Regions from separate parts of the Homo sapiens genome. Here region 1 is linked to region 2. A link is a contact called in ENCODE Hi-C or POLR2A ChIA-PET data. All regions are on one chromosome and are shown on one strand. The core of a region is the stretch at or near the end of the contact, and the rest is flanking DNA. Distances in the headings are between cores, read along the strand shown. Region 1 holds the start of CPA1 (carboxypeptidase A1). Region 2 holds the start of MESTIT1 (MEST intronic transcript 1, antisense RNA).

Evidence for each region. Hi-C counts contacts between places; a loop is a spot of excess contacts on that map. ChIA-PET counts read pairs that join two places held with the same protein, here RNA polymerase II (POLR2A). Pooled maps may share reads with other maps.
Region 1: a map of adrenal gland shows a loop between it and region 2 (2.2-fold over the local background). The contact joins the promoter of CPA1 here to the promoter of MESTIT1 in region 2. A Hi-C loop is called at or near these places in 9 of 168 maps with a recorded cell type or tissue (Caco-2, GM12878, IMR-90 and 6 more), 4 of 37 single-sample maps with no recorded cell type and 9 of 50 pooled maps. POLR2A ChIA-PET finds 5 or more read pairs at or near these places in 3 of 52 experiments (A549, H1 and activated CD4-positive, alpha-beta T cell).

The regions. Positions count from the first base shown.
Region 1 is chr7:130,375,926-130,381,743 of GRCh38, forward strand. CPA1 (carboxypeptidase A1) reads left to right here and starts at 4,569. Exons shown (of 10, transcript NM_001868.4): 1 at 4,569-4,660; 2 at 5,173-5,254; 3 at 5,705-5,818. The coding sequence starts at 4,596. RefSeq lists an enhancer at 4,176-4,697.
Region 2 is chr7:130,489,524-130,495,069 of GRCh38, forward strand. It overlaps MESTIT1 (MEST intronic transcript 1, antisense RNA), which reads right to left and starts at 1,454. Exons shown (of 2, transcript NR_004382.2): 1 at 1,319-1,454; 2 at 1-444. It overlaps MEST (mesoderm specific transcript), which reads left to right and starts at 2,562. Exons shown (of 12, transcript NM_002402.4): 1 at 2,562-2,816. The coding sequence starts at 2,791. RefSeq lists a silencer at 1,390-1,599.

The DNA.
Region 1 (5,818 bases), core at 3,319-5,818, 110 kb before region 2:
AGAACTGGGGTTGGGCTGGGATGTCTAAGTCCACCTGAATCATGTGGCCTCAGAGTGGGCAAGGAGTGGTCTCTAGGGGAAAATGGAGGTCCTGTTATCAGATGGAAGAGGCTACCAGGCAGGGTAATGAGAGGTATACACTGCAGTCCCTGACTCGGCTGCTGCAGTTTCTCAGACTTCCCTTCCATGTGCACAACCATGTCATGTCCAACCCTGAACACACCTGCCAAAGGGAGGCAGCTGAAGTCTCATCTAGCTATTGCATCTGGCCCTTCTGACAGCACCCATCATGTTCTCTACAGGGATCTTTCTCCACTGTCCCCTATTGATCCCTAACGTGGATACTGGGGACCAGTTCTCCTTTTGCTTCTTTGACAATCCATTTTCTAAGTTTCATTTTGGGGGTTTCTGAGCATTGCCTTAGAGCCTCTGTCTACCATGTTTGGGGATATTCTGGAAGCAGGCCTGTCATGGATAGTTGTCCAGTTTGTGCACTGCTCAAAGTCATCCTGCTGAGAGAGAAAGGGACTATACCTGCCCAGACAAGGAGGGGTGCTGATATGGGCTGGCTGTGTCCCCACCCAAATCTCATCTTGAATTCCTGCATGTTATGGGATAGACCCAGTGGGAGGTAATTGAATCATGGAGGCAGGTCTTTCCTGTGCTGTTCTTGTGATAGTGAATAAGTCTCATGAGATCTGACGGTTTTTAAAAAGGGGAGTTTCCCTGCACAAGCTCTCTCTCTTTGCCTGCTGCCATCCATGTAAGATGTGACTTGCTCCTCCTTGCCTTCTGCCATGATTGTGAGGCTTCTGCAGCCATGTGGAACTGTAAGTCTAATTAAACCTCTTTCATTTGTAAATTGCCCAGTCTCAGGTATATCTTTATCAGCAGTGTGAACATGGACCAAAACAGGTGCCTTTCTGCATTTTACATAAAGGCTCTGATAGGCTAGAATTGGTCCCCTTTTCTGAAAATACAAACACTTTAAAAGCTTAATAGGTGCATCAATTAGAATGCTTTTTTCAACAACAGAAACTCCAACTAACAAAAAAGAAATGTATATTCTTTCATATATATATGACCTATATATATATATAGACCTAAACATATACATAAACATATATATATACATATATAGTCTGAAGGTGAGGCAACAGACCTGACAGTATCCAGAAAAAGGTGCCCTCTTTTGGGGAGTGGGGCAACCTTTTCTAGAAGCTTCCTCACGGGCCTCCTCTCATGTCTGATTGGTAAAGCTGGGTCATGTGCCCACCTTTAAACCAGTGACTTGCAAAAGCCAATGAGATCTCTTCAATTGTCTTAGACCAGTCAGAATTTGTCCCTGAGCTGGCAATGGCAGTGTTTCTGGGGGCGGATGCCGACATACAATCTGGTTTATTTAGCAGGGAAGAAACAGGGAGGGATGCTGTGGGCCACAGTCAGCGTGGCTGCTGCAGGCCTCCCACTGTTTGCGTTCTGGCACTTGCCCGTGACTCATTCTTGAATCTAGATCCCAGCCTGGTGGCTTCTTTCTCATGGTGATAGGTCCTGGTGCTATACTTACCCAGCCCTCGGCCCAGTGGCCTCCATGTTTGCCCTTGCCTTGCTTGGACCAATGTGAAACCATCACATGGAGTGGGAAGGCCCTCTGACCTAGGTTACATTCCAGCAAATTGGCCTTTACCAAGAGGTACATTTTTGGCTTCCTGAGGTGGCCGGGAGGGGCCCGAAGCATGAGGCTTAGCCCGCACCTGAGACCCAAATTCCTCTGCCATGATGCTGCCCACTTTCTGCTGAACTTGTAGCATCGAATTCATCCTTTCCAGCCTTGCAAAAAAATATATTATATGACTCTTGGGCATCGTAAATTGCTGGCTGGAGGTACAAGAGGCTCCCTTGGTGAGTCTGCACCCTCTCCCCCAGGCCGCCCTCTTTTTCAGAGGTGTCGTCTTTTCTGGAAGGAATTCACAGAAGGCCCAAGAACCAGCCAACATCCCCCAACATGTGTAGTGTGAGCAAAAGAGATTCAAAATTATAGGACAGCTTCATATTTAGGAATAGAAAAAGAAATATTGTTTTTATAATGCAAACTAAATAAAGACCCTACAAAACCTTCCTTCCCCATGGGGAGCAGGGTAGAGAAGCCCGAGGACTCTGTGGGGCACCAGGAAATGAGGAGTAGGGAAGACATGGCTCCTGGCCTGGGGTAATTTAATTTTTTTTTAATGTTTTAATTTCCTTTTTAACTTTTTAGAGAGATGGGATCTCACTCTGTTGCCCAGCCTGGGGCAATCATGGCTAACTGCAGCCTTGGACTCCCAGGCTCAAGAGATCCTCCCGTCCCAGCCTCCCAAGTAGCTGGGACTACAGGCGCCACCACGCCCAGCTAAGGAAGTTTACAGTCTCCATGGAGAGACAAAAATAACATTTTAGGAGCAACGAAGAAGAAATCAATGTAAGTTTGTGTTCAAGCACTAAATAGCGTGATGAACACCCTTCCCCACCTGGCAAAATCCTATCATAAGACCTAAGTTAAGCTGGGCTCAAGCCTATAATCCCAACCAACACTTTGGGAGGCCAAGGTGGGAGGGTTGCATGAGCCCAGGAGTTCAAGACCAGCCTGAGCAACATAGTGAGACTCCATCTCTACAATAAAAATTTTAAAATTAGCCAAGTGTGGTGGTGCACACCTATAGTCTCAGCTACTCGGGAGGCTGAGGTGGGAGGACCGCTTAAGCCCAGGAGGTTGAGCCTACAGTGAGCCATGATGGTGCCACTGCTCTCCACAGCCTGGGTGACAGAGCAAGAACTTGTCTTAAAAAAAAAAAAAAGGCCTAGGTCAAATGTCACCTTCTTGGTAAAGTCTTCCCTGGACTTTGTGCCATAGTGTGTGTCCTTTTAGCCCTCATGGTACTTTTCATACCACATCACATCCCTGTTTAGGTCTCTTGCAGGGAGGAGAACAGTCCCCAAAAGTCCTTTGCACGTCTAATCCCTTATTGGTGACAGCTTCTTGGAGGACCTGTTAGAGGACCAACAAGTTAGTTGGTTACTTCTGTCTTCCCGCCTAGACCGTGAGCTCCCTGAGGTCAGCGAACATCTGTATTGGGTGTCGTGTCCATGTGGAGCACAGTACTTGGCCCAGAAGAATAAGTATTGATTGAATACATCGACAAAGGGGTGAGCATTTAGAGAAGGAGCAGACAGGTGAGCCAGGAAGCAGCCAGAAGAAGCTCCAGGGAGCACTGCAGCCCTGCCAGAGGCGGGTGGGGCCAGCAAGGCTGTACAGGGGAGAGCAGGAGCTGCCGCATAGGCTCCACATCTGTTAAAAGCGGGTTTAGGGCTTTCTCACCTTCCTAGAGTTAGGTTTGGGAGATAGTTGTGGATAAATATAAGGGGGTCACTCTGTCTTGGTGTGGGAGGGTTGGCCAGCTAGGGGGTAGGGTAGGAGGCAGTGGGAGTGAATAGAAACTAGAACGGGCACTATGGCTCTCACCAGTGCCCAAGGTCGGGGTCCTGACACAGAGCAGAGCCTCTAGATGGTGCTGGGAAAGCCCTGGGGGGCCCGTGAATGAGGATGGATTTGTGGGATTTGTGATGGATTTGTCTCTAGGGTGAGATCAGCATCCAGAACCCAGTGAATTCCCCTGTGTGGGTTCCAGTTTCTCCTGGACACTGTGCAGTCCTCACAGGGGTCTGGCCCTGGCTCCCCCCGCCACACTTGCTATTCAGACGACATCTGGTTACTGTTCCCATGAAGGGCAACCCCGACCTCGGGGCCCTGTACTGGTGGGGGTGGAGGGAAATGCTGGCAAGGGTTGGGCTCCTGACCCTGCTGCTGCTGCCCGGGCTGGACTCCCACAGGACCCTAAGGCCAGCAGGAGGGGGCTGGGAAGTCCCACAGAGGGACTGCCCCGCACAGGGCCGGGGCAGCCTGGACAAAGCCGGTGTGGTGACAGGCCAAACCGACGCAAAAGGTTAGTCCACCCTGCTGGTCTCTCCAAGGCATCAGGGTCCGTGGGAGGAGGAGGTGTCCGGCACTCCGCAGGTATCTGTGCTTCACACAGGTCTAATGGGGGAGAGCCTGGGCCTGCCTGAAGCTGCCTTGGGGACAAGAGAGGGCAGAAGCCCCACTTGCTCGATCACCGGAATGAAAGGCTGGCACTCAGGAGCACGGAACAAGGAGACGCCTGGAATGAGGCCCCAGCAGGAGTGGCTGCTTGGAGTCCTGGCTCCTTCTCCGCTACCCAGTGGGCAAACAGAACCGCAGCTTTAGGGTGTGGGCAGGCAGAGTCCTGGCTGGGACTCCAGGAGGCCTCGAGCCCCCGCTGACCCTCAGGCCCCGCTGGCCCCAGATGGTCGGGGGTGGAGCTCTGGCTTATCTCTCCAGCTGCCCAGTTCCCTGCCACTTTATCATGGAGGGTGAGAGGGTGTCAGAGCTCAGAACTCCCACCCCAGCCTCCCCGTGGGACAGGACCCAGGTGCTGGGGGAGAACAGACCTCGGGAGCAGCCAGGAGTCCTCGGTCCTGGGAGGGTTTAAAAGCCAGGGGGCCGTCTCGACCTCAGTCTGACCTTCCCTCCCGGCAGCAGCATGCGGGGGTTGCTGGTGTTGAGTGTCCTGTTGGGGGCTGTCTTTGGCAAGGAGGACTTTGTGGGGTAGGGATGTGGAGAGGAGGGGGTGCCCTCTGAGGGTGATGGGGAGGACTCAGCCCCCAACCAGTAGAGGAGACAGACAGACAGATACATGGCAACACAGCCAGAGAGGATGGCCTGGCACCACCTGGGACAGCTGGCAGATAAGCAACCAGGGTTGGGAAGAGGTTGTGTCTCCCAAGACAGTCTCCTGAGCCCTGGAGAAACCTGAGCTCTGAGGAGGAGTTTTCAGGAGAGGAGAAAGGAGGAGGCCTGGCTGGCTTGGAACAGAGAAATAGTCCAAACTGGGATTGAGATAGTAACAGCGTCTAGAAGTTTCTAAAGATGGGGAGAGAAGAGGTGAGGGAGCCCAGGCCTCTCCTTGTTGAGACCCTTGGTGCTGTCCCCTGCCCAGCCCAGAGGACGAGGCCCAGTCTGGGGATTCTGGGCTGCTGCCTCCCTCCTGCACCTGGGGAGTGCTTGTGGCCAGGGCAGGTGCAGCTTGGGTGCTCACTCCCCACTCCCACTCTGCCCAGGCATCAGGTGCTCCGAATCTCTGTAGCCGATGAGGCCCAGGTACAGAAGGTGAAGGAGCTGGAGGACCTGGAGCACCTGCAGGTCAGAAGAGGGGAGAAGGGCTCTCTGAGGCCCCAGGGTATCAGCTGGGGCCACCCCAGGTCCCCAGCGGCCAACTGTGCCTGGGCTGTCTCCACCCAACAAGGAGACATGGAATTGACTCTGTTAGGAAGCGACTTCAAGCCCCCAGCTCCAGAGCCTTGCTGCCCTTGAGCACCTGGGCAAGGGGCCGGGCCCCTTTCCAGTTCCTCCCTCTGCCTTGCTGTCTCAAAGGCCCCTCACTCTGCTCCTGGGCCATTTCCCTGACCACACTGGACTCTCCAGTCCCCAGGGTTTCCCCGTATTTCTCTGGCCCTATTACCCCTGACCTATCCCCAATTATATGAGAACTTCTGGCACCAACAGCCCCTCCCACGCAGGCCCTGTCCCTGCCTGCTGTCCTGGCTGGTGCCCCCAGCCCGCTGTGACCGTGCCGGCTCTTGTCCTCCCCAGCTGGACTTCTGGCGGGGGCCTGCCCACCCTGGCTCCCCCATCGACGTCCGAGTGCCCTTCCCCAGCATCCAGGCGGTCAAGATCTTTCTGGAGTCCCACGGCATCAGCTATGAG
Region 2 (5,546 bases), core at 204-2,703:
CTGGGGGATTATGGCCAGCATTTTCTCTCTTAGACTTCCCACAGCGAATTCCTGGTTGGGCCAAGCTGATATCTTTGAGCTGACTTCTGTACTCAGGGTTCTTCCAAACAGGAATATGCTTTCTCTGCCTAAGATCTGGGTTCCATGCCCATCTCAACCTCAATCCCTCCTTCAAGGAAGTTTTTCCTAACTCCTCGGCCAGACATCAATAATGTCTGAAGGGAGGATTTCTCCCGAGTGCCAGACTTGGAATTCCTGTTGTCTTCAGGAGCTCTCCCTGGCGCTCCCTCCTTCCCCCAGGGCCTTTAAACTGTTTCTCCTCCAGTCTGCCCACTTGATCCATGTGGGTAGACATGTTCCATGGCCTTCAGAATAAGATCTTTTGTGGGGTACTCAGTCCATAAACAGAAAATTGCCTTCATCTTGGATGCTGGTGTTTCTGGCCTGGTGAGAATGAAAGTGTGGAATTTGTTTGTAGGACTCAAAGTTTCCATTAACAATAAATATGAAAAATATATAATGCAAAGGCTTTTGTTATTGTTATTATTAAAATAGGAAAGCCTTTACCTTTTTGGAAGAACCGATTTAGATTTTGCAGAGTAATTCAGTCTTTAAAAGGTAGTGGTAGTTAAAATAGGTAATCTTTGACTTGTAAAGAGACTAATTTAAATTTTGTTAAGTAACCAATTAAGGCCATAAAGAGTTTAAATCCATCTGTGGCTTCTCATTTTCTCTAGAACAAATTCCTAATTCCCTACGATGAAATTCTCTTGCTATCCTAATTTTTTGCCGGCTCAAAGGACTAACCGTTTTCCCCAAACACGCGGCCCTGAGCCTCCGGTGCTTTGCGAAAGCCGTCCCCTCCGGCTGGAATGTTCTTTGTCTCTCTGGTAAATGTCTATTCATCATTCAAGACCACCCTTCGCCCCTCCCCTTAATTACTTCCTCCCCTGTGCGCCCTCAAATTCTTGTACTCATTCAAGCAGTATTTATTAGGGGCCAGCTTTGTGGCCGGCACCGTGGCGGGCTCTGGGGCTACAAAAGGTGAATAATACTTGGGCTCTGCCTCTGAGGGCCTTACACGTTAGGGAGGAGTGGGTCAACTGCCACAAACGTCGCTAGGAAATTAAAAGGAAAATTTTACAAAGTGGCAGTTCTTGTCTGTCTTCCCCTCCAGATGGCCCGTGTGTTGTTTTCGGGCCGGGGCTATTTCTCATTTATTTCGCACCCCCGGTTCTTAGTGCCCTGTAGGTGCTAAATCAGCATTTGTTTCATGAGTGCTTTTTCTGGGGGCAACCAGACCCCTGCAGAAGTGTACCTGTGTTGTGCCAGAGGTTCTGATGATAGGCTTATAGGCGGTAGTTTCCTCAGTGTCCGTGGGTCGCCCCCGGTCCCGGGTTGGATGCCCCGCGGTCCAGCACCGAACCTTTCGGGGTGCAGAGTTGCAGAGCCGCGGAGGGCCCGGGCCGTGCGCAGCCGAAGGGAGGCCTGCAGCGCCCCCTCTGGATGCAGCGGGCACCGGCCGGCCGCCCCGCTCACCCGCTCGCACCCCACGTTTGTTCACCAGTATTTCAGTTTACGGTCAGAAAATGAACACAGACACTTCGTGATACTCTACACTTTTCAAAGGCGTAAGGGATGCCTTTTAAAGGATTATGGATTAGAAAAATTCCTCCCTCTTTCTTGTGCCTCTGGGCCCTTGCATTGTGATTCTATCTTACGTAAATAAAGGGGGCTTTGCTCTCCTAATTGTGCCCACTGTTCTGTGCAGCGCGGACCGGCGCATGCAGCGAGCGGGGCTGCGAGGGCGCTGCTGTGGCCAGGCGTCTGGCATGCTGACCACGTCGCGCTGCTGTAAAGGAAACCTGCCCCGCGCAGCGGCGGTGGCTGGAGCGGGAGAAACCGGACTTTGTGCAACTTTGGCCATAGTGGCCATCCCATGAATCTGTTTACTAGCTTGGTGGTGGGTCCAACAGAGCTTGTTGCTCCCTAGCCGCTTGCTCGTGCCCTTGGTGGTTACCGGTAGTTAAGCTTAGGGCGCATAGGGCCCTCGTGGCTCGCCACCTCTCACGGTTCAGTACCCACGCTTCGAACGAGGGATGGGAGCAGGCGCCACGGCCGGCACCCCAGAGCCCTGCTGCCCCTTAGTTCGAGCGGCCATCCTCCTGTGGGGCTTGTGGGCAGCCTGTGGGGTTTGTGGGCGGCCTGTGGGGTTTGTGGGTGGTCTAAGGAAAGAGTTGGGGCACTCAGGGGTCTGCTGTTTTTGCCCGTGGCCTTAACTCATCAGGGGAGGGTTTCTGCAGCAGAATCTCGGGCTCAGGGTTGGCGGTTAACGAGGGAGCAGCGGGGTCTTGGGGAGGGGGCTCGACACCCCTGAAGGTGCCCCCTAAAGGAGCCACTGTTAGAGGGGCACCCCATCTTTGTGGCCATGGCGGTGGTAGAGCGGCTGGGAGGGGCTCTGCGGCGAGCAAGGGAGCAGGCGGTAGGGGTTCTGCGGCGATGGGCGGGCTAGGGGCGGGGCGCGGGTGGGCTCTAAAAGTCGGTGCCCACTCGCTCCGCGCTGCCGCGGCAACCAGCACACCCCGGCACCTCCTCTGCGGCAGCTGCGCCTCGCAAGCGCAGTGCCGCAGCGCACGCCGGAGTGGCTGTAGCTGCCCGGCGCGGCGCCGCCCTGCGCGGGCTGTGGGCTGCGGGCTGCGCCCCCGCTGCTGGCCAGCTCTGCACGGCTGCGGGCTCTGCGGCGCCCGGTGCTCTGCAACGCTGCGGCGGGCGGCATGGGATAACGCGGCCATGGTGCGCCGAGATCGCCTCCGCAGGTGAGTGTGCGGTGGGAACGAGGGGGTGTGGCTGGCGGCCCTGGGACTAGGGCGCAGGCGAGCGGAGGACTGTGTGCCCGTGTCCGAGCTGGGGCTGCCTCTGGGCGAAAACTCTACCGACAGGCGGCACGCATTCCGCGCCCGCTCTGCCTACTTGAGGAGGGGGTGTCACTCCTGCCCGCAATGGAATGTTCAGAACGCGGGACCTCCTTGGGTTAGGATTTCTAGACCCCGGGATCGTCGTGGTGAGATTTAGGATTTCTGGACCCCAGCGTCATCTTGATATGACTTAGGATCCATAATGACCCTGGTCTCACCCTGATGCGAATTGGGATTTTTAGATCCTGGCATCACCCTGGTGCGATTTAGGATTTTTATACTCAGTCATTGCTGCAGCATGATTTAGGATTTCTAACCCCCAGCATCGCCCTGGTTTGATTTAGGATATTTAGACTCCGGCTTCCCTCTGGTGCGATTCAGGATTCTTAGACTCCGCCGTTGCCGTGGCGCGATTTAGGATTTATAGATCCCGGCAAAGCCCTGGTGCGATGTAGGATTTTTAGAACCCCAGCATCGCTCTGGTGCGACTTAAAGGATAGGCCCCAGCATCGCCCTGGTGCGATGTAGGATTTTTAGAACCCCGGTGTCTCCGTGGCGCACCTTAGGATTTCAAGAACGGGATAATCGCAGTGCCGAGATCGCCGCGGTGCAGCTTAGGATTTCAAGACCCAGGTATCACGGTGGCGGGAGTCACCGCAGTGACTAGAACTCGCAGTGCCCGTCAGCCGCCTTAAGTATTTTTCAGATTTCAGTAACAAGCGCGAGTGAGAACGGCGATGTGACCAAACTGTCATGTTGCGCAGGGATTGTTCACCTTGGTTTCGCGGGTTTTCAAAGTGGTTCGTCTCGCGGCGACGCCATCAGGTGGGCGGCAGGTTGGGTGGTATTATTACGGGAGTGTGTTTTTCTGTTTACAAGATGAAGAAATCAAGGCTCAGAAATTTTTGGAAAGTTTGTTACTGGAGTTTGCTTATTGTCTCCGCTCATGGCTCATCAAATAGTTGGGATTTTGGCCAAAAAATGTTTGCTTAACCCATTTTGCCTACTGACGGCTAGGTTGCTTCACTTCTAAAAATCCTAAAAGTTCATGGGGGCATTTTTACTGAGGTAATAAGACAAAAAATGGCCCCCTGAGAGGTTGCCTCTTTGCTTTCTTGGAGTAAGAGGAGGAGGGTGTGGAGGGGGGTGTCCAGGAGTGGAGTATGTTGGTCGATAGCCTCGTTTTTTAACCCCCCACTTTCCCTGAGCAGCGGCGGGGAAGCCTCCCCATTTGCCGCTCTGGCCGCCCCTCCCGGGGCTCTCTGCTGAGTCACTGCAGAGATTCAGCTGCTGGAACCCCGGGGATGAATGCGATGAGAAGCACTGGGGGAAAGGAGTAATGAAATCTGCACATGAAAATGTATACATTGAAGTACAGGACAGATAGGGCTGGGCAAATGATCGTCAAAACCTAATGGTTTTTGTCATCTGACCTTTCAAGGAGATACTGGGATACAGCCTGCTATTGTTGGGTGAAAACTGTGATATAACCATCATGTTCTGGCACTTTTTTGAACCATTTCTAGTATTACCTTGAGAAGTAGGACCAAATGGTTCTATCCGTCTTATGGACAGGTACTTTGGAGAAAAAAAGAAATGACTGCCCTAATAATGCCTAAAAAATAGCCTGGGGAGCTGACATTGTTTAAGAAACATGGTTATTTTACCACTGTAAAACCACAGGCTTGTTTTTAGATTTTAGCAAAAAGTATCAGGGATATGGGGGGGAAAAGTATCTTGTAAGTTGAGGAAGTTAGCGAACGGGTAGGTAGATTACAGGCAATAGGGAAGAATGTGTGTACAGACGGAAAGCCATTTCCCCCAGGGCTTTAGCAATTAATTTATTTCAGCTCTATGACAACTCTAATTTTAGTTTTGGAGGGTATTATTTCCATTCTGGCTGTTTTGAGAGAACTTCCATTCTACTGACAATTCTTGATCTGTTGACCATCAGAAGTCATAGACTTGAAACAGAACGGTTTATAATTCCTGTTTGGCACTCCTTGTCAATGTGGATAAACTGACTTGTGCCTTTGAAGTCCTGGGCATGGGAGGGTTGGGTGTACCAACCAGTGCTCTTTTTCCAAAGACAAAATCAATTCTCACACGCTGGGTATGAGTTATGCCTTATCTGGGGGTGGGGGAGCATCTTAGGAAATTAAATGGAAACTTAAAGAGTCTGCTAAGAAAAGCAGAAATGTAATCTACCGCCTTGACCTCTCAAGAGATTAGATATTCAGGGTCATGACAAAGCTGCTTATGTTGGAATACACAGTGCAGCTATCTTACTTTCACAGACTGTTTACCCTGAGCAGTTTCTCAGCCCAAATCCAGAAAGGAGTACTAAATGGGGCTTCATTTAGGCAGGAGGGCTGAAAATCAGGAGTAGCTCTCTGCTTGAGGACATGTGATAAGTTACTACACACACACACTCTTTAAAACATGAGATATAGCACATATATATTTTTTGAACATTTTACTGGTTGGGGGTAGTGGGTAGATGGTAGAGCTTTTGGAGTAAATAAGAAAGAAGTTATTTTTTTCCTGGGAAGCCTTGATAAAAGTCAACGAAAGAGTGTCCAGCATTTAAGTCATGTCCCTTTTATTTATATAAAGTCCTCTTCAGCAGGT